Regions from separate parts of the Mus musculus genome. Here region 2 is linked to region 1. Evidence: chromatin loops called from intact Hi-C (ENCODE). Cell type or tissue: heart. All regions are shown on one strand. Links, peaks and the distances in the headings refer to the core of each region. The heading gives the core; the rest is flanking DNA.

Region 1 (15,487 bases), core at 4,477-6,976:
ACCCACATCCCAGGACAGGCATCTCATGGACCCTGGGATGGTTGAATTTGGACACTTGTCGCTGCTTCAGTGAGGAAAGGGCATTGTTCGGGTGCTGCGAGCGTGCAGTGGGGAAGGAAAGGGTGTTTAGAACTGAGGAGGAGAGGATAGTCGCCAGCGGCGTTTCCATATACTTTACAGCCCTGCTTCGAGTGAGGGTTAAGTCACGCGGCCCTCTGTCGTTCTTTGCTTTACCAGCGTTACAATAACCTGGGTTAAAGACTATGAATAACAGTGACGCGCTGAGATTATCTGCATCCTTTAAAGAGCTCTGCTCTTGCAATTTTGAAAAATTCCCCTGTTTGATGGTTTTAAATAGTAAAAGAAATACATGGTTATTTTTATAACAAGTGAAACAAATTTAAAAAGAAAACAACTCTTTCCTCACGCCACCCTTCTCGCTGCTTTAGGCATGCTCATTCCCAACCAACAAATTCATTCTAGTTCTTCTTTTTTTTTTTTTTTTCTTTTGCGAAATCTGCTGAGAAGCCTTGGGGAGGATGAGTGAGTTCAGGTCGTAGGTGATGTCACAGGTGGGCTGAGGAGTGTGGCCAGTGTGTCAGTCAGATGTGCGGAGTTCGCTTGTTCAGTGTATCTCAGTAGAGCTTGGATGGTTGAGCCCCAGAGTTGTTAGGTTAAAACCTTGCAGTCCCTGTACTCAGGCGGCACAAACAAGGAGATGGCAGCAAGTTTGAGGCTGGTCTGCTCTTCGTAGCAAGTCTCAAGCCAGCATGGTTGCTAGGTGTTCCTTTTGCTCGTGGAGCAGATCAAAGAGATTCAAAGAACCAGAGTGGAGGTGAGCCAGGAACTTTGGAGGAGCCTCTGGCCTAGAGAGAGTTATTCTCACACTGTCTGCCAGCCACTCATCTTTCTATATACCTGTGCCCTGGTCTTTGCCAGAACGTCTGGGAAGTGGGCTTGTCCCGGTGTGACTGTTAGAGTCTGGTTTCTGTTGCTAAGCAAGTGTTGGCGATTGATCTTGTTGGGTGAGTCAGTGGTCCCCTCAAACTGCTCCCTGTGCTGTTCATTGTACAAGCACCCAGCCCGCTTATCCCTCCCCCAGTTGATGCCTTTGGGTGGCTTCTGGCGTTGGCTGCAAGCTGTTGTGTTTGTAGGTGAGCTTTAGACTCAGATGTGCATGAACTTTGTGCACACTGCAATGGGTTTCGGGCCAGCACGCTAGCACCCAAGAACTCTGTCCTTCATTTAGATGAAGCCAGCTCTGACTCATTTCTGTAATTGCTAATACTGTGGAGCCATGGCTAAAGAACCCAGAAAGATTTTCCTTGTGTTCTTTGTTACAGGTTTACATTCTGATTTAGGTCTGTGGCTCATTTGTCTGCAGGCTCTTTTAGCCGCCCTATCATTGAAGAGGCTGCCAACCTCCATAGAACAGCTTTGCACAGTAGTTGTACATCAATTGACTATATTAGTGAGTCTGTTTCTGTATTCCACTGTGTTCTGCCATTGGTCTCTGGGACTCTGTTCTCTGATTACTGTATATTGGATCCCAGAGTCATGGGATCTGGGGCTGCCCGGGCTCGCGGGTGCTGTCTCGTTGCTCTCTGCTGTTCCTCGGTTCCTGCCTGGCTCCTCCCCTGCTGTCTTCAGGCTCCCCGGTCTCTCATCTGTCAGTTCCACCCCGTAGTTCATGTCTCACCCTTTGGGCATCACCCCTGGTAGTTGGATTTGTATCTTTTGTTTATAGCTTCTGTGTCTATGCCTCACTTTTTGTCTGCTGATACCCACCTCAGTCAGGTCAGTTCCAGGTGGATGGCCTATTCTGTCAGTGTGCATTGCCTTTCCCTGTTTTCCACCTATCTGGTCTTCACCTGTGTGAAACTGTGCATTTGTCCTGTTGAGTCCTGTATATTTAGTTTTTTTTTTCCTTTTAATGTTTTTGAGGCATACTTGGAGATGCAATTAAGAAATATGGAGACAGTTTGATCCTTTTGGTTCTTGTTTTAACCATTAAGCAGGACCTGAGCTGTGCTAGCCTAGAGCTAACAACTTCTCCATTGCCAATCCAAGGCCCAGATGGCGCTGAGTCCAAGGCACCAATGGTTGGGAGTTTTCCTGGCCTGCTTGATAAAGTAGCCACTCTCCCCAGCCTCCCCTAATACAGTTATCTTTCAATGTCCAGGGGGATTCATATATCAGGGGATGCTCAAGACCTTTATATGAGGGGTATCATGTCTGCAGAAGCACGTCTCCCTGTCCACTCTCAGTTTTCTCCTGCTTTAAGTCATCTCTAGAGACTACACCTAAAACACTGCAGGTGCTGTGTGATGACTCATTACCTAGAACACCTCAGGTGCTATATAATGCACTGTATTGTTTAGAAGACCATGACTTAAAAAGAGAAGTCTCTATGTTCAGCAGAGATGCAGCATTTTATTGCCTTTTTTTTTTTTAGGGGTTCTCTGTATAGCCCTGGCTGTCCTGGAACTCACTTTGTAGACCAGGCTGGCCTCGAACTCAGAAATCCGCCTGCCTCTGCCTCCCGAGTGCTGGGATTAAAGGTGTGGGATTAAACCACGCCCAGCTATGCCAAATATTTTTGAGACTTGATTGACTGAATCCAGGGACATGAAACCTACGGGTAAAATGTCAACTGTACTGGGTCCTCACTAATCCTTGTGTGTGTTTTCATGGCCCCTGGTAGTTTTCTCACATCAAATAGCTACATGATGTTGTGCTAATCAACGACAGGACCTTTCCAGTTTCAGAACTCCCTCCTCTGTGGGACTGACTCAGCCTTGCAAGTTCACATTGCCCCTCCTGCTGGGCTCTACAGCCTGGGAGTGTCCTGGTGGTCATTACAGGCTCCCTTCATCTCTTCCATCTCCTGGGATCAGAAGGATGTAGTGCCATGAATTTTTACCTAGTGAGTTTGGTCTTTAGGACAGTAGAATAAGCCCATCCCTATGACACTTAGCTATGGCCTCAACTGAGTCAGCCATGGGCACAGGGTAGTAGGATTAAAGGCAGTCACGTAAGTGATGGTTCCATGGCCTTTCTCACTTCCTTACATTGTGTGGGAGGTAGGGCATATTGATGGGATATTCTGAAGGCTTCCTAACTCCCTCACACTTTATGCCAATAAAAATATCCATCTGCTGCTAGACAGAGCAAATGTGTTAAAAAACTGATCTTAGAATCCAGGTGTAACTGCTCACTAGACCGCACTTACAGCTTCATGTTAAAATTGGTCAGCATCAAACATTTTGGGATTCAGCATCCAGAATGTACTTAAAACCATTGGCCATGGGAAATAACTCAGGATTCGTTTCTTGTTCCACCTTTGTTCTACTTTGCTTTCTTACAATACTGGGAATTAATCTGGGGCCTGTGCCTGACAGAGGAGTCCCCTGCCAAGCCGCTACATACTCAGCAAACACTTGGTGTGGTTTGGTTTTCTGTTCTGTTTTGTTAGAAACAGAGTCTCTTATAGCCCATGCTGGCTGCGTAGCCAGGAATGGCCCTGAATTTATGACGCCGCGGCCTCCACCTTCCACGTGCTAGGTTACAAGCCTGTGCTCTGTTTTATGATGTGCCAGGGAGGAGCCCGTGCCTTCCTGCCTGCCAAGCAAGCAGGCTGCCAGCTGAGCTCAGCTCCAACCCTCCCACTGTTGGACACTGTTATTTCTAAGCAGATACTAATTGACCTGCCTTACGAGCTATTACTTGTCATGGTTTCTTTACTCTTAAAAATGTTAAATAAATTCACACAGTAAAATGGCTGTCCCATTTCATCATTATCAGAAGTAAGATAGTGTCACACACTTAGTTGTACAATAGCTATAAAATACTATGAATTGTTAGAACAGTTGTTAAAAGAATTGCAACTACATCCCCATTATTTAATATCCTATAAAGATTATAAATTTTTATTTCCCTGATATTTTCAACCATATGTTAGAACATGTAAGTTGGGCATCTGGAGTGATGGTTAAGAGCCCTCACTGCTCTTACAGAGGACCCAGAGTCAATACCCAACACCAGGAGCCTCACAACCATCTGTGACTACAGCTCTGGAGAACCAGTGTCCTCCTCTGGCCTCCACAGGCAAGGGCACACTGTGTGCAATGCACACACCCAGGTACCTCTTTATACACATAAAATGAAATCTTATTTTAAATACTAGAACACACAGAATAAATACTTCTAATCTGAAAATCCAAACTGAATTTTTGAGCACCAACATGATACCACAATGGAAATGTTTACAGTTGACCTAGACCCACTAAAAAAAGTTGTATGCATTTAATGGGGAAAATTTGTTTTAACTTATCTCCAGGTTATATGTTTAAGGAACAAATTAAACCTGAATCCGATCCCCAAAATAACTCACATATATATGCGTGTGTATGTATGTATGTGTGTGTGTATATGTATATACATGTATATGTATATAGTATGTGTGTATGTATATGTATGGATATACACACACACACACACACATACATACTAGTGCAAACAATTCTGGTAGCAAGCATTTCAGATAAGAGACATTCATCCACTGGGCGGTGGTGCCGAATACCTTTAATCCCAGCACTCGGGAGGCAGAGGCAGGCGGATTTCTGAGTTCAAGGCCAACCTGGTCTACAAAAGTGAGTTCCAGGTCAGCCAGGGCTACACAGAGAAACCCTGTCTCGAAAAAACCAAAAACTCACATATATGTGTGTGTATACACACACACACACATACATACTAATGCAAACAATTCTGGTAGCAAGCATTTCAGACATTCATCCGCTGGGCGGTGGTGGCGCACGCCTTTAATCACAGCACTCGGGAGGCAGAGGCAGGCGGATTTCTGAGTTCAAGGCCAGCCTGGTCTACAAAGTGAGTTCCAGGACAGCCAGGACTATACAGAGAAACCCTGTCTAGAAAAGACCAGGGGGAAAAAAGAGAGAGAGAGACATTCATCCATATTTGAACAGACTGTAAAAATGAAAAGCTATTCAAATGTAAGAATTTTAAGGATGGGTTTTTAAGTGCCATGTGCAGGCATCTATTTGGCGGGAAATGGCGGTGTTTAAAAGCAGTTCTGGCTCTGCCTCGCTCCCCTGGAGAGCTACTGAGTGAATGTCGTAGGGCCCGGGTTGGGAGTGAAAGCCTAGCATGTCCCCACCATCCAGGTGCACTTGAGGTGAGCACTCCAGAGAAGCACCGTGCAGGAGCTGAGAGTAGGGACAGCAGTGAGAACTGCATTGCGTTACAGCTGAGAGGCAAAGGTTGAACCGCCTTTGGCAGGTTTTTTGTACTTAGTTCCGTTAGTAAGGTGACCGATGTGCACTTTTCCAGAGGACCTGCTCTGTGCGAGTTTCTGAGTGTCTGCTAGAGGGCTGGCTAAATACATTCACCAAGTTTATCCAAGATTTGTCTCACCGTATGTGTGAGACTGCATGCAGGGCTGGGGAGGTAGCTCTTTGGTAAAGTGCCTGCCATCTATCCTCTATGAAAAAGCCCGACACAGCAGCATGCATGTGTGATGCCCTTGCTGGAAAGGTAGCTATTTCCTGGAGCTCACAGACCAGCCAGAGTACCCACGTCATTGAACTCCAGGTGACACCTGCTGGCACACAACAAACCGATCAATTCAATTTGAAAATTTCTCTGTGGGTTCCCTGTAGGAGATGGCCTTGGTGAAGAAGGTTCTGTCGCGCTGCTGCAGCTGTCCATAGAGCCTTTTATCCCTTTCTGTGCTTTCTCTGAAGGCCGCCTAGCCAGATGACTAGCTCTCAGCGCCGAATGTCTTCATGTCTGTGTTTATGGCATCGTTCCATCCATACAGCTTCTCGTTGTTGATGTTGCTGCCCTTGGTTTTTTATTTTGGTTTTTGTGTCTTGGGGCCCACCTTTGCTGATAGGTCTGGGCCCCTGCTTTACAAGTATACAACATATAAACAAATGGTGACTTGAAGACTTCTCAGAAATGTGTCTCTTCGCACTCTGACTCTTAGAACCCGGTACCCCAGTGCTGTCTGTGGAAGGAAGTGTTTGGAGATAGCCATCATTTGGCCCTTGGCCTCCCAGATAGAAATCATGCTCGCTAGGACTGCGGGAACCGGAAGTGAGGGAGCGGTGGGTCAGAACAAACCAAAGAGCTGAGAAATGAATACTCTCCCAGTGTCTCTGGAATGAGAATCATTGTTCTATTTGACACTGTCCCTTTACATCACAGCTACGTAAGTGGTCACGGACCCACTCATTGGTGATGGCTGATACAGGTACAGAGAAGCTGCACAGGGCTGCTGGACTGTAAGAGTCTTCTTTGTAAATTGTTTTTCAGGCTGCTTTGGCATTTATTTAGTTAGTTAGTTAGTTTTAGTTTTTCGAGACAGTGTTTCTCTGTGTAGCCCTGGCTGTCCTGGAACTCACTCTGTAGACCAGGCTGGCCTCAAACTCAGAAATCCACCTGCCTCTGCCTCCCAAGTGCTGGGACTAAAGGCGTGGCCACCCGGCTTGGCTTATATTTAAAACAGAGAATAAGACCCTTTGAGAAAGATCCCCGGGGCTGTCGTAGTGAAAAGCGAGAGTGTCGGTTCTTTCTGGTATTACAGTCGTGCGTGGCACAGGTGGAGCCTTGTGGATTAGCACAAACACATGCCCGCTCCTACTGTCTCCAGGAAAGACATTTGGGACATGATGAGCAATGGCATGAGCCAGAATGCTTTGCAGATGTTCTCTGTGACCCTCAGAGCAGCCTGGTGTGAAGAGAGGGTTTGCCCTTTTCAGAGACGGCACATTGAGACCCTGGCAGAATGCCCATTCCTGTCTTGACTCTAGATGAGAAAAGGTCACAGTGTCATGCTGCCCTCCCACATGCGACCCGCTCCTGCTTTGTGTCTGTATCTCCATTATTCTCAGAATATATGCATCCATTTACAAGATTATGACAGGCTGGCACACTGCGCAGCACCTCAGGCTTCCGGCCCTTCATCCGGCCTTGGTCCCATCGCTCCAGCACCACAGGTCCCAGGAGCATGGAGGTCACATGAGTGCCATTGCTTTCCTCACCCGTGTCCTTCTACAAATTTGGCTCCTGAAGTTTTTATATTTAAACATGGCACCCGATTAGAAACACCAGTAAAGTTTGGGGTACCAGACTATATGTTCGCCTCTGTCTCCCCCTACCCCAGCACTAGCTCTAATAAACCTTTGGGGGGGGGCAGTGTATTGTGATTCACTAACGAAGTGTCTGGGAGCTCCAGGTGTCAGGTTTCCTTACACAGGAACTCCTGGGATGACAATGATAGGAGCTGTTGTCTTTCTTCATTGTCCGAGACATCACAGTTCTGCTCCTTAAATACTCCTGGGGTGGGTTGCACAGCTCGCATCATCTTTGGTTGTAGAATCACACCCAGCTTGGAGCTCTAATCTGAGGGCCTCCTCTCATCTCCTCTTCCTGGGGATAACCTGGGAAGAGCTCTCTCTCTCTCTCTCTCTCTCTCTCTCTCTGCCTGGGAACAGTTGCTTGTTTTCTCATCGATGCTTGTAGCCGCTTCCAGTGTGTTGGTCCTTCCTGTGTGGTGTGTCCATGCCTGCGGGGCAGTGTTCAGCATCTCTTAAGATCTTCCTCTGAATCCCCAACCTCCTCTACAGATGCTGACCCTCCTGGGTCTCCACATACCCTACTCTGCTTCTGCGATGGCACCCGCCAGAGCCTGCAACTTATGCTTGTCAGAGAGCAGAGAGCCATCTCCTATTTTCTTTAAGGCCCCTTACTTAGCTCTTCTCCATCTGAGGAGACAGGCAGATCAGACAGAGGACTCGGTTCTATTCTAACTTTCATCTCCCAATACAGTCACAGCCTGGGAAGGTACAGGAGGCCCAGGGAGTCTCTGCTGCTGACAGGGTCAGTTCTGCCACTGTAGGGCTTCCCTGGAAGGCACTGATGGTCCACCCAGGCTGTGCGTGACTGAGCTCATCCCATCTCCTTGCCTCATCCTTGAGCTTCGAAGGTGTGTTCCCTCAGGAAGCCCTCTGCCCTGATCCCCCATCTACTGAGAAATGTCCTGTGCACCTGCTTCTCTCCATGGCTTCCCATCCATTGTTTGGGAGGCCCCACAGAGCCCCATGCACATTTTCTGGATCCCAGAGGGCTCCTGTCCCCAGAGGCCAGGAGTTGACACTCATACTCTATGTGGGCACTCAGGCGTGGCGCATAGGCCTGCCTCCCTCCTGAGGCATACATTGTTTCTGTATCTCTGGCCATCGTTTTCTCCCTTGCACGCCTCCTCTTCTGTCTCTGCCTTCTTCATAGAAGCTGCACAGCTGCTCCTAGCTTTGATGCCGGTGACATCACAAGAAATGCCCGGATTGCAAGCTAGGTAGTAGTGACAGTAAAGAAGAAAGACTCGTTACTATAATTCTGACTCTGAGAAGGCTGTTCTTGCAGAGGGCGTGGGTTCAGTTCCCAGCACCCACCTCATGGCTTGAAGCCATGCATAACCTCGGCTCTGGGGCATCTAGCAGCCTCTTCATGCTTCCACGGGCACCAGTCAGACATGCAGTACACAGACCATGAAAATAAATCTCTAAGAAGGACAAGGAGGAAGAAGAGGAGGAGGAGGAAACCCAGGGAAGTACCAGGTGCTCATTTGCCTTCTAGGCTCAACTGCTAGGCTCAGCAGCGTCCCAAGAGGTTGTCCTAGAGCTGCCCTTCCCATTTATGTCTGATATTTGGGTTTGCGCTTTTAACAATGTGGGACAAGGACTTTTTTTTTTTTTTTTTTTGGTTTTTTGAGACAGGGTTTCTCTGTGTAGCCCTGGCTGTCCTGGAACTCACTTTGTAGATCAGGCTGGCCTCCAACTCAGCCTGCCTCTGCCTCCCGAGTGCTGGGATTAAAGGCGTGCGCCACCAGGCCCAGCGGACAAGGACTTTTTGATTACCTATAAACTGGAACAGGCATTTGGTGGGTTTATAGTTGTCATAAGATAATAGGTCACATGTAAACAATAAAAACAAAAATAAAATAAAACAAAAAAAAAACAACAACCCTAAATTAATGCCTTAGAAGCTTTGATGTTTCCATCACTGGCCAGTCAAAGTGTTTTGTGCGGGTCCAGTCAGACCAAGTGCTCTGCTCAACCGACCCCTGGATACACAGCCAGACTGTGCGCTGTGAAGTCTCCCTGTGTTCTCAAGCCGTCCTGTTTCCGAAGCCATCTCCGGCTGCCTGAGCAGTCCCTCGTCTGCCTCGTGCTTCCGTGGTTGTTAGGAGGCCAGCGCTGAGCTGTTTTCTCAGTCTTGCTTCTTTAGTCTTCTGTGGCCTTTATCATCTTGTCCTCTTCTCATTTTTCCCTTCCCCACTCACTAGATGTAACGTCTCATATGTCAGCGCGAACCTCTAAGCAGCCTCTGGGGTCAGCTGTCTTGACGGTTTGACAGTTGAGGGTCAGAGTGCCGGTAGCAGTCAGTTGGATGGTCCCCTGCCAGGAAAGGTCTGTTTCAAGCCTCAAGTTTGATCCTGTCTCCTTTGGGCGACCAACACATCTTTTGAATTTTAAGAAAAGTAGAAAAACAGCAACAACCACCAACTTAAGAGTGGGAAGCATCTGTCACTAGGATTATTCAGTGTTTCTTGGATTGTTCTTGGTAATACTCGAGGGTCCTGGTTGTGATCGTGGAATATGTGGGTTTTAGTTTGCAGTTAACATGTTCCGAACCTTGCCACCTTCCTCCAATCCCACGGGAGCAGAATTCGACCCAGAAGAGGATGAACCAACGTTAGAAGCAGCCTGGCCTCATCTGCAGGTACTGGACTTGGCACCAGCTCGGATAGGATGGAGTGTGATGGTGTGTGCTGGGTGAGAGGGCCCAGGGCCACTAGCTGATAGCCAGGGGCTTCTGATCTTCTCAAGGAGTCTCTGGTCTGAAAAGTTTTAGTGGAGGAGAGAGGGGGAAAGAAGGGAGAAGTAGGAAAAGATTGATTAAATAAGTTTGTGAGTTATTGATAGGCTGATTTTATGGACCCATTACACAAGCCAGAGAAGTAGACTGATTTGTGTGCCCTTAGTGATGATGGCAATTTTACTGATGGCACTGAGTTCAGGCTCTGTCCTAGTTAGAGTCTCTATTGCTGTGATGAAACACCATGACCCAAAGCAGGTTGGGGAGGAGAGGGCTTATTTGGCTTACACTTCCACATCACTGTTCATTATCAAAGGAAGTCAGGACCAGAACTCAAAACAGAGCAGGAACCTGGTGTCAGGAGGTGATGCAGAGGCCATAGAGGGTGCTGCTTACTGGCTTGCTTCCATGATTTAGTCAGCCTGCTTTCTCATCGAACCAAGCCCTCCAGCCCTGAGGTGGCTCCACCGCGATGGGCTGGCCCTTCCTCATCAATCAGCAATTAAGAAAATGCACTACAGGCTTGCTCACAGCGTTCTCAATCAAGGCTCGCTCCTCTTAGATGACTGCAGTGGGTGTCAAGTTAATATAAAACTGCCCAGCACAGGTTTAGAGCGTTTCCCAGGCGTGCTCCTGGCTTTCGGTGCCTGGGTCCTAGGCTCCTTGCTGATACCTGGACGATGCACGGCCACTGTTATGAGGCTAGCAGGAGCAAAGCATTTCTGCATGTCTGCATTTCTGCATGTCCTTGGTGAGGGAGGAAACAGAGGGAGGAAGCAAAGTGAGAAAGAAGCCTGGGAAGGAGCCAGATGCCCCACCTGCAAAGCCCCTGGCTTCCACACAGCCCGGGATAGACTGTCCTGCTATCCAGCCCACTGGGCTGTTTATTTACAAAGGGAACCACAGTGGTTGTGGCTCAGTGGCTGTGCTTTGGTGTTCCTCTCTCAGGCAATCCTAAAGTTCTTGTCCACTTAGAACTCCATGATTCATGTAGACGGCAGACTGCAGGCTCTACCCTCAAGTCTGGTCATGGTCCCAGGGGTAGCAGCTAAGCCATGAAAAGCACTGTGTGCCATTTAAGAAATAGTCTGTGGTTCTCACTAAATAAAAGAATTCCAACTGCAGTTATAATTATGCTAAGCCACAGAATTCAGCGTTAATTTTGAATGCATGTGTGGTTTTTCTTAAGTCCAGTGTTTTGAGCAGATAAAGAATGAATTAGAGAGGTGATAAAGAATGAGTTAGAGAGTTGTGCGTGAGCCTGATGAAGTGCCATGTAACTTGACTCACTGTTGTTTTCTTCTTCTTCCTAGCTTGTTTATGAATTTTTCTTAAGATTTTTAGAGTCTCCAGATTTCCAACCCAATATAGCAAAGAAATATATTGATCAGAAGTTTGTATTGCAGGTAAGTTCCCAGCCAGGCGTTCTTCGGCAGCCTTAAGGACAGCATGGCCACTGTCACTAAGTGCCGTTTTATTTTTCTTAAAGCTTCTAGAGCTGTTTGACAGCGAGGATCCTCGGGAGAGAGATTTTCTAAAAACCACCCTGCACAGAATCTATGGGAAGTTCTTAGGCCTGCGTGCTTACATCAGGAAACAGATCAATAATATATTTTATAGGTAAGTCCCCCGTGTGGTTCTCATCCACCCTTGCTGCTGTCACATCAAAGATGCGGAGGGAAACTGAGTCATGTGCTCATGTCCCCACCACGCCACCGCTCATGCTACACACACACACACACACACACACACACCCATGTCTTACTGCATTCCCTACCCTTGCTGGGTTCCTACAGAGTTGTCCAGTTGCTCACAATGTAGATGCTTCTGTCCCAGGCACCTGCTTGCTACCTTGTTATTCCTGCTCAGTTCCAGGCAAGACAGGAAGGAGGAGGAGGCGGCAAGGAAGTCGGCAGCCTTTGCCTTCGAGGATCTGGGAAGTAGATGAACAGTTTGAGGGCCAGCCAAACACAGAGAGGAGAGCCTGGCAGCTGGCAGACAAGACAGCTTTCCTATCTATGCCCAGACTTGGGACTTCAGGATCTAAGAATGACCACAGACCTGCCTGTCCCCACAACCCCCAGCTCAGAAAGGACAAATACATTGGTGGCTGTGACCCCAGCTGTCTTATCTCTACCTGCCTCTCCCCCATCCCTGTCTCATCTCTGACCACGCCTCATGACTCTTTAAGTTCTAATATCCCAGGTGAGCATGCAGGTCTATACCTATAATAACACGGCTCCGGAGGCCGAGGCAGGAAGATTGCCACAGCTTCATCTACATAGAGGCCCTAGTGAGCCAGGGCTCCATTCACGTGGTCCATGTCACTGCTGCTGTCTGGTTAACATGTGCAGCCATCCTAAGTTATAGCTATGCTTCCAGGGTCTGGCCTCCCCAGACTGTGCAGCCCTGTGTTACCCTAGGCTGCACTGCTGCCCTACCTTGCCTTGAGCCCTCAGATTTCCTTCCTCAAGAAGTCCACATGGGCTGACATGGTTCCTGCTCCCCAGGGGCCGCCTCGGTGACACCAGCTTTGTATGCACCCACAGTGAGACAGAGTGGGTGCTGGAGGAAGAGTCTGTGTAGCTCTTTCATAGGAAGGTCTCCTTATGTCACTCCTGGCTAGCCTGTCACTCACTGGACTAGGATGGCTTCAAACTCAGAGCTCCTGCTTCTGCTAGAACTGAGGGTGTGAGGCACCTGCCCAGCCTGGGCTGTGTAGCTCTTTCTGACTAGTACCTGGAAGGCCAACTAAGTAAGCCGATTACTCAGTAATTGTTGGCTTCTTCCATTGGCTCCTGCTGTGACATCTGACTCTAGAGGAGCCGAAAAGTAACAAATGTTGGCAGTGATGGAAATGTGACATCCGTCTGATGTAAAATAAATAAGCCTCACAGTCTAGCTGTGGGCCAGACCTGAGCCCTTGGCCCTCACGGCAGCGCTCACAGCAGTGCACCGGCCTGCCAGACCCTGCTTCAGCTCCCAGCAGTGACTGACAGTGGCCCAGAAAGGGGAGCTGAGAGTGAGGCTGGCGCCTGTGTGGCCCTCTGGCCTTTCCAGGCCTGGGGTTTCCCAGGATCTTTTGCCTGGTGGCACATGGCGATCTTGGGGCCCTCATTGTGTGGCTTCCCTTTGAGCCTTTCCAGGCTCCCCATAATACACGATATTTCTCTGGTGGAACCCAGCCCAGCCCTGGCTTGCTGACGAGTCGGAGAATGATGTCCACTCCTGGTTTTCACTTCTTGTTGCTCTGCTTCCTCACAATGTCATCACTCAGCTGACGTCATTGTCTACATACAATGGGTACAGCTTAGATTCCAGTCTCTTAGTCCCAAAATCCAGGCCTTGCCTGTAGAGTTGTTTCTCCAGGACTAGCGAGCGGTTTTGATCAGGCAGCAGAAGCACAGATGTGAAACTCGTGCACTGTGGGTGGGTGCGGATGGGCCTCCTGCCTCCGAGATCGTCCCTTGAGTGCTGACCGCTCGGCTGCTTATTCAGAATAAGTCCGCGTGACTCAGTTCTCACAAGGGACTGGTGCTGCCACATGGTGTTTCCGGTCATCTTTTCTAGAGTTTCTTGATACATACACTCAAAAGCAAACACTGCCAAGACTCTAACTGACCTGGGTCTTTTTATTGCTGTTTGGTGTAAAAAGAGTCAGAAAGCTCAAGAGCGGCTCCCAGATCATAGAAATGCAGCACAGTGTGTGTTCAAATCCCCGACCCAGAAGTCCACACACACAAAAATTTGAATATTTTGAGCACTAATGTGATACCACAGTGGAAAATTACACACTTGCCTTATGTGATGGGTCATAGTTAATTCAGGAATGGCCAGGGACTCCTGCCTACAGACCCAGCTGTTCAGGATGCTTAGGCGGAACGATCATTTGAGCCTAATAGTTATCAGCTTGAACTGCATAAAGAAACCTGTCTCTATTTTCTTGCTTAAAAAATTTTTGTCATACTTAACATAAAAATGTTTCCAGCTCTGTGTAAAGAGTAATTGAATAGGATAATTGAATTTTTGGTTTCAGCTTGGGTGATATCCCAAGGTATATCTTATACATATGCAGATGTGAATCTGAATGACCCCTGACCCTGTAAACTGCTGGTCCAGAGCAATCAGGGTAAGGGATTCTCAGCCTGTGCCCGTATCTGTAAGGAAGTGCAGTTGGATCGGTTTGCTTCTACTTTCTGAAGCATTAAGCTGAGGTTCCAGTCTGTCAATTCTCATAGACTCTGTCAATTCTGTTAGTGTGAGCCAACAGTGACTCCCGTGCCGCCTTTCCAAGGTGGTAAACAGCAGGCTAGCACACTAGCATGCTTCACGCTTACCAGGCCAGAGAGCACTCAGGCCTTCCCTTGCTGCCCCACCCAGTGCCAAAGCTTAAATCAGCACCTGTTACTCCTCTCAGTTCTGACCTTGACCTGCCCTCAGCAGAACTGGTGTCATCTAGGGCACAAAGGTCCTGAGTGGCTTCTCAGTACTGTGCATCTCTCTCTGTCCACATGGTCTCTCTGATCTTACTTGGAGCCTTGAGTTTGGGTTTTTGGGGTTTTTTTTTAAGATATATATATATATATATATATATATATATATATATATACACATAAGTACACTGTAGCTGTCTTCAGACACCACAGAAGAGGGCATGATCTGAGATCTCATTACGGGTGATTGTGAGCTACCATGTGGTTGCTGGGATTTGAACTCAGGACCTCCAGAAGAGCAGTCAGTGCTCTTACCTGCTGAGCCGTCTCACCAGCCCTGTTTTATTTCTTAGTAGCCTGACTAACCTTGAATAGACACTAATTCTCCTGCCTCCAACTTCCCACTGTTGTAACTGGAGGCATGGGCTGCCCCTTTGGGCTCTAGTGCTACTTCTCTGAGCACTAACTGCCTCCAGGAGGGAATCGGGAGAAGCTGCCAGTCTCCTCACGACTGACCTGGAAATGAGTGCCTCCTACTTCCATGCTAGGCAGGGCACAGGACAGTTCAACTCCACAGGAAGGGCATGGATCCCACCCATGGTAGGTGCGGGACACAGCGTATGGGAGACTGCTCTAAGCAGTTAGAAGTGCTTAGAACTATGACCCTTCCATAAATGGTATTAATGTGGAAGCCGCATGGCTTCCAGCGGCCGGCATCCTCCTGTAATACCCAGGAAGGAAGAGAAGCGTGGCCTGGCAGTCCTGTGAGCTATGTGCAAGGTGCTGCACCAGCTACAGAGTTAGCTGTCTTTTACATACTTGAGGTGAACTCTGTGAGGAGGAGACAGTCAGGTTGGGTTTTACTACGGTAAGTCACTTCCCTACACTGCCCTGTACAGACTGGCTGACCGCCAGCTCTGTGCGCAAGGGACAGGAAGAGGGCAGCAGGAAGCAGGTGGGTCACACGTTCTTTGGGAGGTTTTCCCTGTGTAGCCCTGGCTGTCCTGGAACTCCCTCTGTACACTAAGCTGGCCTCAAATTCAGAGATCCCCCTGCCTCTGCCTCCGGAGTGATGGGATCAAAGGCGTGTGCCAGCCCTCCCCAGCTGGGACACCACAACCATGCCTCTGGCAATACCCATCCCCTCCCAGCTG
Region 2 (15,487 bases), core at 7,682-10,181, 50 kb before region 1:
GATTTTAAAGCAACAAAGTTACAGTAAACAGGATGACTGTGGGTTTCCATAACAACACCCAAGGCTAAACCAGCATAGAGAGCCAGGAGTAAAGCCAGCTCAGAGCGGGAAAGTACTGGAAACTGGAAGTCCACAAACATAATTACCTCAGAAGGCGTCAAAATCCTAAGTGCTGTCAACCAAAAGTATAAAAAGTCTTTGAAGGAATTGGCAGTGGGGAGTTCATGGTATTAGATTCCAGTGAATTTTTGGACACGTTGTTAAATATTGTAGATAATAAAAGACAAACTAGGTAAACTGTGCTATGTCACCCTTAAAACCTCAGTGTGTGTGAGGGTGCACAGTCGTCAGAATGGGCAGCCTACAGAGGAGAGGGAAATATTTGCAAATGACAAGCCTGATAACAGATTGATATCTTGACCATATGAACTCCTACACATGCACAACAGCGAAACAACTTCATTTAAATATATAGAAGACTCAAGTGGACATTTCTCAGAATATACACTAATGACCCATAGGCCCAAGCATACAGGCTCAGCATCACTAATCATTAATGATGCAAATGAAAACTACCTCGAGATTACACGCAAACCAGTGTTGCTGACGGAAGAGGACGGGGACTTGTGTGCTGTTGGTAGGAACAGCAGATGGTACAAGAACTTTAACAACCATATGGAGGTACCTCACAGAGTTTAGAGTGGATTTACTCCATTCCACGTCAGGGCACCCATCTGAAAGATTCTAGACCACTGAGGTGCACACGTGAAAATGGTTAGTTAGGATGGGGCTGGCACGGTGGCTCAGGAGATGACACATGCTAGAAGAAAAGGTCTGGTTCCTGTAGGTGGGTCCTCTGTTTCATGGCGTGGTATGTGTGTGTGTGTGGGGGGGGGGGGGCACAGACCCAGGTAAATGTAATAAAGAATAGATTTTGTGTTACGTGTCATATTTCAGCCCAGTTGTAAAATATGTTTTTAGTGAACTGTTTCATCCATGGTTATTTTATTTCTAGAATGGGTTCTTTCTTTTTTTTTTTTCCCCCCGAGACAGGGTTTCTCTGTGTAGCCCTGGCTGTCCTGGAACTCACTCTGTAGACTAGGCTGGCCTCGAACTCAGAAATCCGCCTGCCTCTGCCTCCCGAGTGCTGGGATTAAAGGCATGCGCCACCAAGCCCGGCTTAGAATGGGTTCTTAAAGTAAAATTACTAAGCAAAGCCTCTCGGTGCCTGTTGCCTGACTGTTTTCTAAGCCAGTGAGCAGTCGATAGCTCTGTTGTCAAAGCTCTGGCACAACGCAGTTACTGTTCTCTGTATCATTAGAGTTGGGTGGATAAGATGGCTCAGTGGGCAAAAGTGCTGCTGTCACCCCTAGGCTCTGACCCCTGGGACCGACATAGCAGGAAAGGGGAACTGACTCTTGAACTGTTCTCTGACCCTCACATTTGTCCCTTGACATGTGTGCACTAAATAAATACAGACATTTGTAAAAAAAATTATCATTGCCCTAATAGATAAAAACACTCTGCCTTGCAGTTTCTGATTGTTCATAGTTTTGTTTTTTTACACAAACTTGATCATTTAAATCCTAAGGGCTTAATGTTTTTCTAATAAATTTTATTAATCTGTATTTATATTTTCTTTGGTTGGAGGGAGATGTGGAAAAGGTCAGGGTTATTTGAATTGGTCTTAATTCTGGTGAGTGGGTATTGGTGGCACACGCCTTTAATCCCAGCACTCAGGAGGCAGAAGCAGGCAGATCTCTTGAGACCAGGCCAGTCTGGTACACAGAGTGAGTTTCAGGACAGCCAGGGCTACTCAAAGCCTACCTGGAAAAGCAAAAACCAACAGAGTAGATTCTTGTGAGACACAGAGTAACTGTTTTCAGATCTGCTCAGGGTCCATCAGGCGCTGGCCTATAGCTGTAGGGTTGATCCCTCATCCTGTCTGAAGATCCCTCTTCTTGTAAAAGCTGTGGGGTTGGAGAAGTCGTGGCTTGTCTTGGTTTGCTTGTCTCATTCCCAGCGGGTTTTTTGGTGCGAGGAAGGGCTTGAGTTGACTGTTTGCGAATCACTTACGTGCTGTCTTCTGGGGACTGTTCATATGATTCCCCCCATCCGTCGACTTGGTTTATTCTTCATGGTCTGAGAGCGTTTGTTGGTGTTGGGTCACTGCTCCTGTCCCCTGCTCTCCTGTGATGTATGTCTCTTTTTGTATAGGCTTACTGTGTAGTCTGTCCTGAGTTCCTCCTGCCTCAGCTGGATGCTGAGAGTATGGTGTGCCTGCCTTATATCTAGTGCGGCATGTTTTATAGTCTTAGAAGTCTTTAAAAACTACTTTGTATGCCTAAGGTTTCCAAGAGTATGGGAGAAATCACTAATAAGGTTTGAAATCCTTTGATGTAAGATCATTAGGAAAAATACATCAAAAAGTGTCTTCGCTCTTTTGCCTTTGAATTTGTCTATGTTATATAAAGCTGTTAGGCATCTCCTCTCCTGCCTGTCTGTATTCCAGTTCATGAGCATAGCTCTAGTGTATGCTAGCCCCCATCTCACCTCGGATGACATAGGAAATTATTGGCAGGCAGAAGTGTCTGCTTGTGGCCCCTTAGCCCCTTCCCACATTGCTGTTTGTGTCTGCTGAGTCCCTCTGGATCACTCCTCACTCAGGGGGTGACTTGAGGGAAGTGACGTTTGCCCTCAGCACCACCTGCAGGTCTTGAGAGGCAGTGGGGGCGGGGAGGTTGTAGGGATGGAGTTAGTTGAGAAACTCCTGGAGACAAGTGGGCAGGCAGAATCTCATTTACATTACCTTGCTATCCAAGCAGCAGCTGCTCCAGTCGCCCACAACTGCAGTGCAGAGAACACCATCAGGCGTCTTCCACTTGAGTGTTAGAGAGAGTACACTAGGACTGAGGTCACTCGCCTGGCATGCCCTGCCCCCATGCTCTGCTGAGCTGTAGAATCCCGCAGCATCTTTGGCTCTGAAGGAAAGAGGAGAGGGATTCAGATAGACTTTTTTCTTCCTGTTGAACTACCTTAGCAGCTACTGAGAAGGTAAGATCCGTTCTTGTTGGTGAATGGCTGTAAGTGTTCGTTCATTCACTGCAGTGTATCAGGCTAGACCCACAGACGTCATGGAGCCGTGTGTCAGACGTGTCTGGGAGTTAAAGGCGTTTATTTGTCCCGTTCTTGAATTGAGCATTATAAAGTGGCACAGCATAATTCCAGAGATGTTTCTCCGAAGGGAAGACTTTTCCTGAAAAGTCCTGAAAGCGGTCTCCTCCCACTCTCACTGCCTCCCTGCAGACCGGCAGCAGGCATTATCTTGCCAGCATCCTGACAGTGCTCTGACTCCGAAAGGCTCTCTTCTCTGAGAATAGTTTTTTATGTTAATTCTTTTTTGTTTTAAAAATATGAATAGTAGTATAATAAATGAATAGAAAAAACCTCTTAATTAATTTAAAGAAAGCATAACTTAAGGAATCTAACATAATAACATTTTTAAACTACAAAAAATAGAATGGGCCAGACAGACAGCTTAGTGAGTAAAGGCATTTGCCGCCAATTCTGAAGATCCAAGTTTGATTCCTGGGACCAAGGGTGGAAAGAAAGAACTGTTTCCCACAGGTTGTCCTCTGACCTCCACATGAGCTGTGGAGACACACACACACACACCTGACATTGTGTTTTCTTCTCATGCCCCCGCCTCTGTTTTGTGCCTTTTAAAGGTTTTCATAGCTGTGGAGTAGACACACCTTCGTCTGTAGCACTTCCTGACTATTAACTATTAAGCAGCTCCTCCACAGATTTTTAACCCTCATTTTTCTGGGCTGGGGGAGGAAACAAGGTCTCAGGAAGAAGCCGGTGTCCGATTATAGATCCCTCAGTTGCCCTGGTGATAGTAAGGAGGCTGAGCACAAGGCAGAGCCCAGACCGGTTGGTCGGTCGGTTGGAGCTTTTAGTATTTAAATAGATAACCCCTTGCTTCCTGGAAACTGGGGTGCCAGCATGCTCTGCTCAGGCTGGAAGTCTAGCAATGGCAGAGGTTTGCCTAGTGAGCACCAGGCCCTAGGCTCACCCCCTAGTTCTGTTTTAAAAAAAAGGAGAAAAAAACCCTAAATGAATAAAATAAGAGCTGAGAGGTAGAGGGCACAGGACAGGTTGGCGTACGGCACCACTGAACTGGGGGGAACCAGTTTGGGGAACGGTAGATCTTGGAGACGGAGCGTGCCTGTGTTCCTTTCTTCTGGCCGCTCTTGGCGTCATTTATGTGCTCTCTGACGGGGCTGCGGCCCCCGGTGCCACCCTCTAAGAGCTGGGATTCTTACCTAAAAGTTAGTGAGAAATGAAGACTCTGGAAAGCCGGAAAATGCCCAGGTTTTTAATGCACACACACTGACAGCCAAACAGAACGCTCTTTCCGCTTGCAGGCTTTTTTTTTTTTTTTTCCCCCAGTGTCATTTTAAGTTGCAGCTTCTGGCCAATCAGCGAGCTCCATGCCTAGTGACATCACGAAGCAGCCAGTTCCCTCCAGCTGCAGAGAGCTTCAGTTTGTCTTTTTTTTTTTTTAAACTAAAATGGAGGCTGGTTTCTTGCCTTAAGGAGTACAGCGCCCTTCCCGCTGGAGCCTAGATGTTGACATGTAATAAAGCGGGCAGCGGGATGGTGGTGGATGCGGCCAGCTCCAACGGGCCTTTCCAGCCCGTGGCCCTTCTCCACATTCGAGGTGAGTTATTGTGTGTTCTACTGACCGGAACCTTCCGTGGGTAGTTAATAAATGGCTATTGTGCTTTGGATGGGAAAAGCAGGAAGTCTAACCAGCAGAGTCCCCTTCACGTTGACGGGACTGCGCCTGGGCAGGCCAGGGGTGTCACCTCCAATCGGTGGGCATTTTACACATTACTTACGGGGCCTGAGGCTCAGGAGGCCTTGCACGCAGAGTTCAAAGCTGGTTTTTCTGCTTTCTCGCTGCTCTCCCATCCCCCTTTCGAGGCTGTGCTGATGTCAAAGGATGTGAAGTCACTGCCCGGGGAAGGAAAGGGGCGGGCCAGCCGGGCCCGGCTAAGTTGTCTGTTCACTGAGTTTGAGTTACCTTGGTGTTAGTGTTGGGTAATACTGCAAGGGTTTTGCCTCGGTCACAGCTCTGAATTAAGGATGAACTGCAGGCAGAGAATGTGCAGAATTGATGAGAGGAGAACTTCATTTTGGAAGATGTGTGCTCTAGCCATGCAGCCTGAAGGGAGCTAGGCTCCTGCGTGAACCCCTGAGATCTGCCGGGGTTCTGGTTGTTAAATGCTAGGCTCTTAGCTTTACAGTGGTTGCCTGTGCTTTGCATTGACAAAGGCGTTGTTAAGATTTAAAAGGGCAACAAGTTTTCAGTGTGCATGTAGGTCACGGGAATGGCTGGCCTGTCGGAAGCAAATGTGTAGCTTTTTCTCCAGCCTCCTTGAACTGCTGTAGAAGTTGGCTTCCACAGTGGTTAAATGTAAGATGGCCAGAAGAAGCAAAGGGTGACCACAGGTGCCTCGGCTGCAGAACCCAGCAGCAGTATGTATGTTGATTCTGAGCCATTGGCTAATGAGCAGTGACTTGACTGGATTGCAGGTACAAGTCCTATATTAATACATGTAAGGAGGTCCCTTATGGGTATTTTTTTTTAATTTTTAAGTTTTTATGTATGTGTATATTTTGCGTGTGTGTATGTATGTATGTGGACCACATGCATGTCTGCTGGTGCCCAGAGAGTCAGAAGAAGGCTTCCTGTCCTCCAGAACTGGACTCAGGGATGCTCATGAACCAGCACGCAGGTGCTCGGAACTGAGGCCAGCTCCTCCCCAACAGCAACAAGTGCTCCTCACCACTGAGCCACGTCGGCAACCTCAACAACCCCTTTGGTTTGTGAGCCTGCTGGTGCTTATTAGACACCTGATACTCTACTTCTTCTTGGAATTATGAATTTGTTCAAAAATAGAATCATTTGGTTTTACATTTTATAAATAGAATGATTAATTTATGGGAGGCCCTGTTCCACACTTTACCGTGCCCATCACAGAGCGTCCTCCCTGAGCTGCTCAGTGTCTAACTGTCAAGGAAGGTGCCGCGCCTGGTCCTCAAGGTTTTCAGAAAGAAACCTGTAGCCACCTAAAAATGGCTTGTAATGCAAACGGCTGGAATAGCTCCTAATTTTAAGTCTCAAGGAATACTTGATTTCCTCATGAAGACTTCTTAAAGCAGACATGTTAATGTTATTGTTCTAATGACCTGGCTGTGTGAGCCAAGTGCTGAAGGTCATTTAAAATGACTAAAATACAGCCTCTTCCCCCAGAGTCCCCTGCTGGAGAGGGACAGAGGACAGACAGGAAGAGACACCTGTGGGCAGGGAGCCCTGGGGAGCACAGGAACTGGGGTGCTGGGAAGGAAGGAAGAAGACGCAGGAGAGGGTGGCCCTCCATCCTACGCCTCCTTGAGGCAGAGGGATCTTTCACTCCAAAGGGAATACAGCCTGCCCAAGACCACATAGCCCTCAAATGGTAGGACTAGAGTCCAAGTCTAGGAAGCTGTTTTATCTTGTTTGCAATCTTTATAAGTCACTTTTGGAGAGAAATTGTGGCTGTTGGCCGAACGTCTTGCAAGAGGATTACAGTTTGCTCCCCATTGCCTGGTCAGGGCTTTAGTTCAATGGCCCTGTTTTGCATGACAGTTGTATACCCAGAGTTCATTTCTTATTCATTTTGCATACCTTGTGTTTGGCAAGTTTGACAGCCACACTCTAGGCTGATCCTGACTTGGTCCTTGAGCAGATGCAGTGGCCTGCTTTCCCCGTGGGTGGGGGCACTGGGATAGGGGCAGTCAAGTCGCAGTGAGTGCTGCTGCTCACCTGACGTTTGCTCCCAGTTAGTTCGGTAGCTGGTGATGCTGACAGTGATTAATGTGGCGAATTCACCATTCCCAAAAGTTCAAGTTCAAGTGTCAAGGGAAGACGGTTTAACCAGTGCAGGCCTGACTGCCTTCGGGGAGAGCGATGGCTGTAAATTTAGCTTGATGACACAGCTCCTGCACTCACAGGCTGTCCAAGAGAGCAGTCTCCCAAGATGGAAACACACTTTGTGATGTCCACTCTACTAGCCCGTGGCCACATGTGACCATCTAGCACTTAAAACTCTTTATCTTAGATAAGTGTCAGCCAGGGTTATCAAATTGGACAGCAAAGGTCTAGTCTGGAATTGGCACTCTTTCAACTAAAGTCCAGACTGTAAATATTTTTGGCCCTGAGCAAAAGCAGCTACAGCGGTAAATGAAGAGGCCTGCCTGTCGACCCACAAAGTCTTATTTACACATGCAGGGAGCAGGCTGGGTCTGCTCATGGGTTCCGGCCTCCAGACCTGTTCTTGCTACTGCTGCTTGTCTGAGCTTCTGTGAAGACCATGGATCACTCCTGCCCTCCGTGGAGGACCCATCTCAGAGCTAGGCTTCAGGCAGAGACAGCTCAGCCAGGAAGATGCCAGCCACCAGAGAAGGAAGCAGGACAGGCAGTCTAGAACCTCTTCCTGTTGACCTGTATTCAGGGCCATCAGAAAGCCTTGCACCTGATAACCTTGTGCTGATTCATTTCTTAGAAACTTCCTGGGTGACAGTGGGAACACCCAGCTCGCAGCAGGAGAGCTGGTGGTCCTTTTTAAAGTAGCCTCTTTGTCCTAGGAAGTGGGGTTTAATGAAGAGAGCCCCTCTCTGTGGCAGATCCTCGCTGGGTCATGGGTTGGTGGACATTCACTCTGCCAGTAAGAACTTAAACCAGGCAGGAAGCAAGTGAAGTGGATGAGCCCTGTCCTCCATTTCCTAGCACGACAGTGTGACCGTGACTGCGCAGTGTGGGTGGGAGGGGGCACTCAGGACGGGCCTGAGGTAGATGCTGCGTGAGCAGACCAGGGCCCACTGCTACCCACATTCTCCAAACAGGGAAGGGAAGCTGCCCGCCTGCCCGAGTGAGACTGTAAAGGACGCCCTCTCTGGTTGCCATGAGCTGTCTGTCACTCACCCTCTGAGTGGCAGAGTTTAGGAATGACCAGTACACTCTTCCTGTGCATGTGTGTGCCCTGTGGCAGGCATCCTGGAGAAGGTGCACTCACACTTGCATGCCTGCATGTGTGCGTGCGTGCGTGCGTGTGTGCTGCAGGAATTAGTTCTGCCCTTGGAGTTGGGGAGGCTACTCACATGGTTGCTTTATAGTAGAAGCCATTTCTGGTTTATTTTTTCACTGAGACATGTTAATTGTGTAGAAGAATAAGAGGGAAAGCTGAGGAAAGAATGAGAGAAGCTTGGCAGGTAGTAATCACATGGCACCCATGGCACCCATGAAGCCCAGGGTTCAGTCCCCAGCTTCTCATGGAGCACTCTGGCAGTGGAGGCAGGAAGAAGAGAAGCTCTCTCAGGACAACAGCCCCGGCTCTGGAAAATCTGGGTTAGGTGTCTGGGGAGGGCTGGATGGGGTGTTTGGACCTAGGAAGAGAATTGGCGGCAAGGGCGAGGCTGGAGTGCCTGTGAGTCCTCACCCCACGTTGATTTGTTCCATGTTTGTCCCGCAGTGCCGTGCTGGCTCAAGGAGCACCGGCTCACTCACTCGTTCTCGCTCTCTCTCACTCTTGCTCTCCGTGCTCCAGCCTGCTGGGGAGCAGCTATCCTGCGGTGTCTGTCTGAACCTCAGTCCACCCAGCCTGGGGGCCAACTATGTGGGTACTGCCTCGGTTATGTGGGTACTGCCTCGGCTGTTTGTCCCAGCGCAGAGGCAGCATTGTCTTGTTAGTTTCAGGACCAAGGCCACATCCACCTGTTCCACTTTTCCTTTTGAGTCCTTCCAGTGCCAAAAGACATTATTCCTCCTCCCCCCACCCTTTGGAGAGAACAGGGAGCGAGCGCCCTCTGCAGGATTACAGAAATGCAATGAGTCTAAGACAGTCAGAGCCCAGCACAGCTCCTGTCACAGAATCACGAGGTGAGGGGACAGTCCCCTCGTATCCCTACATGCTCACTGTCTCCTGCACATAGGACTTTGTGTCTTGTGATGCCTGGGGAGCAGCAGTTGTTTCTTACCTGAGAGAGTAGGGCTTGCTGTGGGTTATACACTTTTTGTTTGTTTGTTTGTTTGTTTGTTTGTTTGTTTGTTTGTTTTTCGTACACATTTTAAGATTTTTGTATATGTGTGTCTGTGTGAGTATGTGCATATGAGTGCTGGAGCCCCAGGAGACCACAAGAGGGCACCGGACCTTCCGTTCCTGGATTTACAGGTAGTGTGAGCCACTAGACAATGGTGCTAGGACAGACTCAGATCCTCTACAAGAGCAGACATGCGTTTAATGACAGAGCCCTCCCTCCAGCCCAGAGCTGTTTGTTAAACCACGTGATGCTATGTACTCCTAGCCCTCTGGAAGGTTAAGGCAGGTAGGATTATGCTAAGATCAGGGCCAGTCTGAGGTGCATCGTCACTTTAAGGTCAGCCTGGGCTATGTAGCAAAAACAAACCAGTCATGCTCAAGAGATGGCTCCACAGGTAAAGGAGCCGCCGAGTCTGGCAACTCAACTTCAGTCCTTGGATTCACACAGTGAAAGGAGAGAACCAGTTCCCACAAGTTGTCCTCTGACCTTTGTACATAGGCCACACACACACACACACACACACATACACACACACACATACACACACACACACACCCATACACACACACACACATACACACATACACATACACACACACACACACACACACACACACATACACACACTCACTCTTAAATTTTTTGTAATGTAATTTTGAAAACGTTTTAAAGTCTTCCTTTTTAAGTTTGACAAGACCAAAGCAAGCAAAGTCACTACATACTGAGCAGATAGAAGACTGGTTTTATTTTAGGTTCGTGAATTATCCATAAATCAAAAAATGGTTCTAGTTTAAGAATGCAGGCTAAAGTGTAATGGTTAGACGCAATGAGTAAATGCAGATCAGCTTCTTGTTTGTGAAAATACCAAGCTCAGGGGCCCAACAAGATGCGCAGAGGGAGGGGCTGATGATCTGAGTTTTGTCTCAGCAACCCGTGTGCCGAAGCAGAGAATGGAATCTTGAAACTTGTCCTCTGCCCTCTGACATATGTGCACACATGTTCCGAAATATATTTAAAATGTTATTTTAAAATATCTACAAAATGAAGCTGTGTTGGAGTGGTGCTGTTCTGTAATTCTGGTGCTGCAAGACTGATGTCAAAGGACCAAAAACTCAAGACTAGCCTGAGATGCTTGTAAGTTCAGGGCCAACCTGGGGCTACATTGTGACACATACCTGCAGTGAAACCTGCTAACTGTGGACTGGGGCAGTTGGGGAGCACTGTGTGCTGCAGGGCCCTGGTGCTGTGGATGTCCTTGCTTCTCTGGGTGTGGTAAAGATGGGGATTTTGTAACTTACTGCCAGGGAATGGAGACTAAAGTGTCTTATTAGTGACGCATCAGGATGTCTGCACCTTGCTCGGGTGGTAAAGGGGCCGCTAAGTCTAAGGCAGCATGCTGATGCACAGAGCGGAGGATGCAGGGAAGGAGACACCCCAGTACCCATTCACGGGGACAAAGGCTTTACATTCTTCAGGATGTTTGAAAGACGAACTTCAGAGTGTGACAGACCTGTCACAGCACAGGAATTGCTCCCGACCTGGTCACAGCTGCCATGTGTGTTGGCTGTTTTACCCCCTGGTTGCTAACTCACAGCGGCTGCATGGCCCCCGTGTATTTTGGGGTCCATGCTTGATTTGATATTGACAGCATTCTTACTGGCCTTACACAGTAACTAGCTGCCCTTAAGGTTCTCAAGGAGATAAAACCAAGGTTTCCTCTGAGCTTCAGGGTAAGGATAAAGACACGCGATTAGATCCAAAACCTTGGTTATATCTGGCAGGGGAGCCCTTCTCTGTACCTAGAAATAGGAAAATTAAGGGATTTACCTTTTCAGTGTTTGTGAGAGGAATAAACAAGTAAATATAAGCCAAGAGCTTCGAATGAAATGCTGTGAGTCGGGGCTGGTGAGATGGCTCAGTGGGTAAGAGCACCCGACTGCTCTTCCGAAGGTCCAGAGTTCAAATCCCAGCAACCACATGGTGGCTCACAACCATCCGTAACGAAATCTGACTCCCTCTTCTGGAGTGTCTGAAGACAGCAACAGTGTACTTACATATAATAAATAAATTAATTAAAAAAAATAAATAAAATAAATTGTTTAAAATTGGGTCTTTTAAAAAAAAAAAAAAAAAAAGAAATGCTGTGAGTCTCTCCACATGTTAGTGGTGGCCGTGGGGACCCTTTTGTGGGGTGCCTGTGGTTCTTTCTAGAGCCCAAGAGCTAACCGCAGTTACAGCTGGGGCGCCTGCATGTTTGCTCTCCTTAAAGGTCTTTTTGCCTCTGGCTTCCCAAGCCCCCTCATCTCTTCCTGTGTTGCCCCACTAAAGCAGCACCCTCAGTACCTGTGAGCGTGGGTGATCCCAGGTGCCACCTCCATGGTTTCTGTGGAGCATGTCCTAACCCCTGGGAGAGCCTTTTGGGGGGGGGGGCGGGGGTTTCTCTGTGTAGCCCAGGCTGTCTTGGAACTCACTCTGTAGACCAGGCTAGCCTTGAATTCAGAAATCCGCCTACCTCTGCCTCTGAAGTGCTGGGATTAAAGGCGTGTGCCACACTGCCCGGCTGATTGGTCCAGCCTTTTTTAATTTTTTTCAAGTCCAACCTGAAAACTCGAACTTAGGTTTTTAACTGTCAAAGTGGAGTCTTACCGTTAACAGCCATAAGACATGTTCAGTTTTGAAGTCAGTGATGCCGATTGTGACCGTGTCGTTTCCCATGTCGTTTCCCATTTGAGCTTTGAGCATAGTGTGCTCGTAGTCGGATGCTTTCGCTGGGACTGACTGCTCACAGGGATGCATTTCTTTTTTTTGTTGTTGATTCTTTCCCCTCTTTTCTTGAGATGGGGCTTATGTTGCCCAGGTTAGTCTCAGACTCCTGGGCTCAAGAAGCCCTCCTGTTTGAGCCTCCCTCGTGTCTGGGACTTGGGGCATGTGCCACCGTGCCTAGCTAGTGCTGTCGTGTGTAACTAGGAAGCTCTGGCTCTCTGCTTTCCCTTCAGCTTACTTTCATCTTTCGCCTGTCAGACTGGGCAGCATTCGAACTCAGTGACATCTCAGGTGTAACCTTAAGTCTTAGTGTTTTAATTTTTAATATCGTGGTGCTTTAGTAGAGCTTGATATGTTAATATTTTGGGGATTTTTTTCATCTGCATATGACAGCTTTCATCATATGCTGAATTTTTGTGTCTGCTGGTTGTGTTGCTTGTAAGTGCTATTTCTAAATTGTGGTGTTTTAACTTACGAAATCCTGAGAACAGTAATGCTCCCTTCTAGGGAGCAGTCATAACCCTTGCAAAGTTGCTGGCCCTTCAGTCTAGAGATGAGAAGCGGTGTAGATATTGTAGCTGATTTCTGTTCCTGCACAGCTACAGAAACGAGTCTTCCAGCTCCGTGTAGACCACATGCACCTGCGAGCCACATACTCAGAACTCGGTGGTTGTGACAGCCCTGTAGTCTACAGAGCATCACACACACTAGGAACCCCAGAGTTGCAGAGCTACCTTCAAGGGGTCTCTCTGCGGGTGCCCCTTTCAGATAGTCTAAATGCTGTGTAGACACTGGCTTGATGGTGAGACAGTGATGGGTAAACAGCTGCTTTTATAGAAGAAGGTAGCCGGGTCCAGCTATCGGCCACCACACACTCTGACATGCACATGCCTGTCTACCTTGATGAAGGTGATTTGTTTTAGAAAATCCCACCTTTGACACAAACTTTCTCAAGTCTGTGTGAGGAAGTGCAAAGTTCACATAGAGGCAGCTCAGCATGGCCGCCTTGGCATGGCCTCAGCGCTTTGGCTCTGCTGAGGAGACGCCCCCTCTTGGTAAGTTGAGCTGCAAGCTTACTTCTCCAGCCACCTTCCTAGGACCTTCACTTCTACTTGAAACACCAAGAGTCACATTGTGTTTAGGACATGAACATTTGGGCACATTTCCTCAGATATGCAAGAAGCAAGCTTATTGGCTCAAAGGAAACGGTCACAACACTACTTTTTGCCTCTTGTAAAATTTCAGCTTCCAAACCAAGTATAGATTTATGAAAATTTGCATCTGCCATTGTGGCATTGTTCAGTGACAGTGGGACGAGTCCTAGGGACCAGCAAATAAGCACAGCGCAAGGCACATGCCAGCAATGGAGTCAGTGAGGGTGCACTGCAGGCCAGAGGAGTTTCAGGTACCTGGACTTCATCAGCACAGCCTCAGATCCACAGTGCAGCTAAGACTTAGAGGTGGTATTTGCTGGTCAGGTATAGTGGCTGGTGCATGTAGGAGGCGGAGGCAGGAGGATCACTGTTAGCTTCAGGCTAGCTTGGACTACAGAGTAAGACAGTGTCAAAAATCAGCCAATCAGAGTTAACAACCAGCCGGGCGTGGTGGCGCCCTTTAATCCCAGCACTCAGGAGGCAGAAGCAGGCGGATTTCTGAGTTCAAGGCCAGCCTGGTCTACAGAGTGAGTTCCAGGACAGCCAGGGCTATACAGAGAAACCCTGTCTCGAAAAAACAAAAAACAAAACAAAACAAACAAACAAAACAAAAAAAACAGAGTTAACAACCAAAGTAACTAAAGCTGCAGCTGTCACTTCCTGAGTTTGAATGTCAGATGGAAGAGCATTGGAAATGCTCAGGCTGCTGAAGTGAGCTTGTGTGTGTGTGTGTGTGTGTGTGTGAGAGAGAGAGAGAGAGAGAGAGAGAGAGAGAGAGAGAGTGTTTCCCATACTCCTCGACAAAAACAACTCACCACAGGAAGTTGAATACAGAGGCAGCCATGCAAACCTGCCTGCCTTCTGTTAAGTCTCCTGCAGAGACATATACAAAAGTGTAGGATAGTACCATTCCCCCTAATTTAAAAAAAATAAGTTTGTTTTAGTAAAGGTGTGGTCTGACATGAAATAGGCCTATTAATAACCAATTTAAGGAGAGGGTGACATTGTAAAATTTCTCCTCCATGGCCGGAATCTCTGGATGTAACCCACCCAATCAAGGCTCCTCTTGGTCTGCACATAGAACCTGACACTGAGTGAGTAGGCGGGTTCTGACGCCACAAAAATCAGAAAACCTCATCCCAAGACTCTCTAGCCCACACTGGAAGGGAACCTAACCCCGTGCTCCCCAGAGCTGGTGTCTTGTGTGTTCCCACTCAGGTCTGTACGACAACAAACCGAACAAAATAGGCTGAGTGAACTAAGCAGTTACCCCATGGTTGTGGAAAGGGCGCTCAGGCTGTGCAGGGTGGATGTCCGGCTCTCCCTGGCCTCCACACATCTTGGTTAGTTCCTTTTATCTTTTTAAAAATCTGTTTTTGAAATTTTTTCCTTTGATTCGTATATAAATAAGCCACTTTTGTTCTTTTTTGTCTGTTTCGTTCTGTTTGTTTTTCAAGATAAGATTTCTCTGTATAGCTCTGGCTGTCCTGGAGCTCATTGTGTAGACGAGGCTAGCCTCAAACTCACAGAGATCCTCCTGCCTCAGCCTCCCAGATTAAAGGTGTGTGCCATCACTCTCTGGCTTCTTGCACTTTTCTTAATCAGAACTAAAACCACATCTCCCTGGCCTCGTCCTTGCCTTCTGCATCCACCTGCACAGCAGAGTGCTTGCCACATGTTTGCAGTCTGCTGTGGGCGCTTGAAGGCGCTTGCCTGTGTGTGTGTGTTTACTTACAAACACAAATACTATAAAAGTGCGTTTATTCACAGAAAGTTTCTAGTCTTTTTATTTCTTCAGTTAGTAAGGAAAACAAGTAAAATGAAAGAAATGTGAGAAAACAGACCTTTTTGTAAGTTTGTAACGAGGGATGCTCTGAGCTGCTGGCACCTTTATGACCTACCTCATGTGGTTTATGCATTCAGGCAGTAAACACTGGGTTCAGTTTCCTGCACCTTCAGTAACCGTGATTTAACATTTTTGGGCTAGGTAAGCATTTGGAAGGAGGAGGCAAGCATGTAGCGTTTGCCACCTTCCAGAGCTTGGTGTAGGCTCATTTGGTCAGTTTTCAGGTGCTGGGGATAACAAGGCAGAGCATCTTTTCCTGGTGTAGCTTCAGGGCGGTGTCCCCGTGTTCTCCCTTATCAAGGCCTGGAGATGGGGGCTTCCTTTTCTTAGTTCTTCAGTCCTGAGCCTAAGTGGACCTTTTAGTCTTGTGACTGTCAGTGGTCATTTGAAGGACATTTTAATTTTAAAGGTTAGGCCACACTCACTGAGTGACTTTCTGCCCCTCCAGACAGAGCCCTTTCTAGGTTGTCAGATGACACTGTCCAGACATCAAAGCTGTCAGATCTAGGGGAGGGGCCGCTGTCCTTTTCGGAGTCTGGCTTAAGTCTTTACCTTCCGAGTCTGCAACATGTTT

What was found. Hi-C counts contacts between places; a loop is a spot of excess contacts. Peaks named below come from ENCODE experiments on the same cell type or tissue, not always from the same donor. Only the 100,000 strongest peaks of a DNase experiment are listed, where the experiment ranks them.
Region 2: a loop joins it to region 1, with 2.3 times the contacts of the local background. A loop is called at or near these places in 4 of 42 quality-filtered maps.

What each region holds. Positions count from the first base shown.
Region 1 is chr12:110,534,382-110,549,868 of GRCm38, forward strand. Ppp2r5c (protein phosphatase 2, regulatory subunit B', gamma) reads left to right here. Exons shown (of 16, transcript NM_001373949.1): 5 at 9,694-9,804; 6 at 11,214-11,306; 7 at 11,390-11,520. Among named protein-coding and RNA genes, the nearest start is that of B930059L03Rik, 49 kb to the right of the region's middle. In heart, for the core only: a CTCF peak has its summit at 5,624 (motif pointing left); no DNase peak of the experiment used is centred there; H3K27ac peaks cover 313 bases.
Region 2 is chr12:110,481,227-110,496,713 of GRCm38, forward strand. All of the region lies in intron 3 of Ppp2r5c (protein phosphatase 2, regulatory subunit B', gamma), which reads left to right. Gm19605 (predicted gene, 19605) reads right to left here and starts at 4,410. Exons shown (of 6, transcript NR_168658.1): 1 at 4,329-4,410; 2 at 2,810-2,981. In heart, for the core only: a CTCF peak has its summit at 8,936 (motif pointing left); no DNase peak of the experiment used is centred there; H3K27ac peaks cover 823 bases.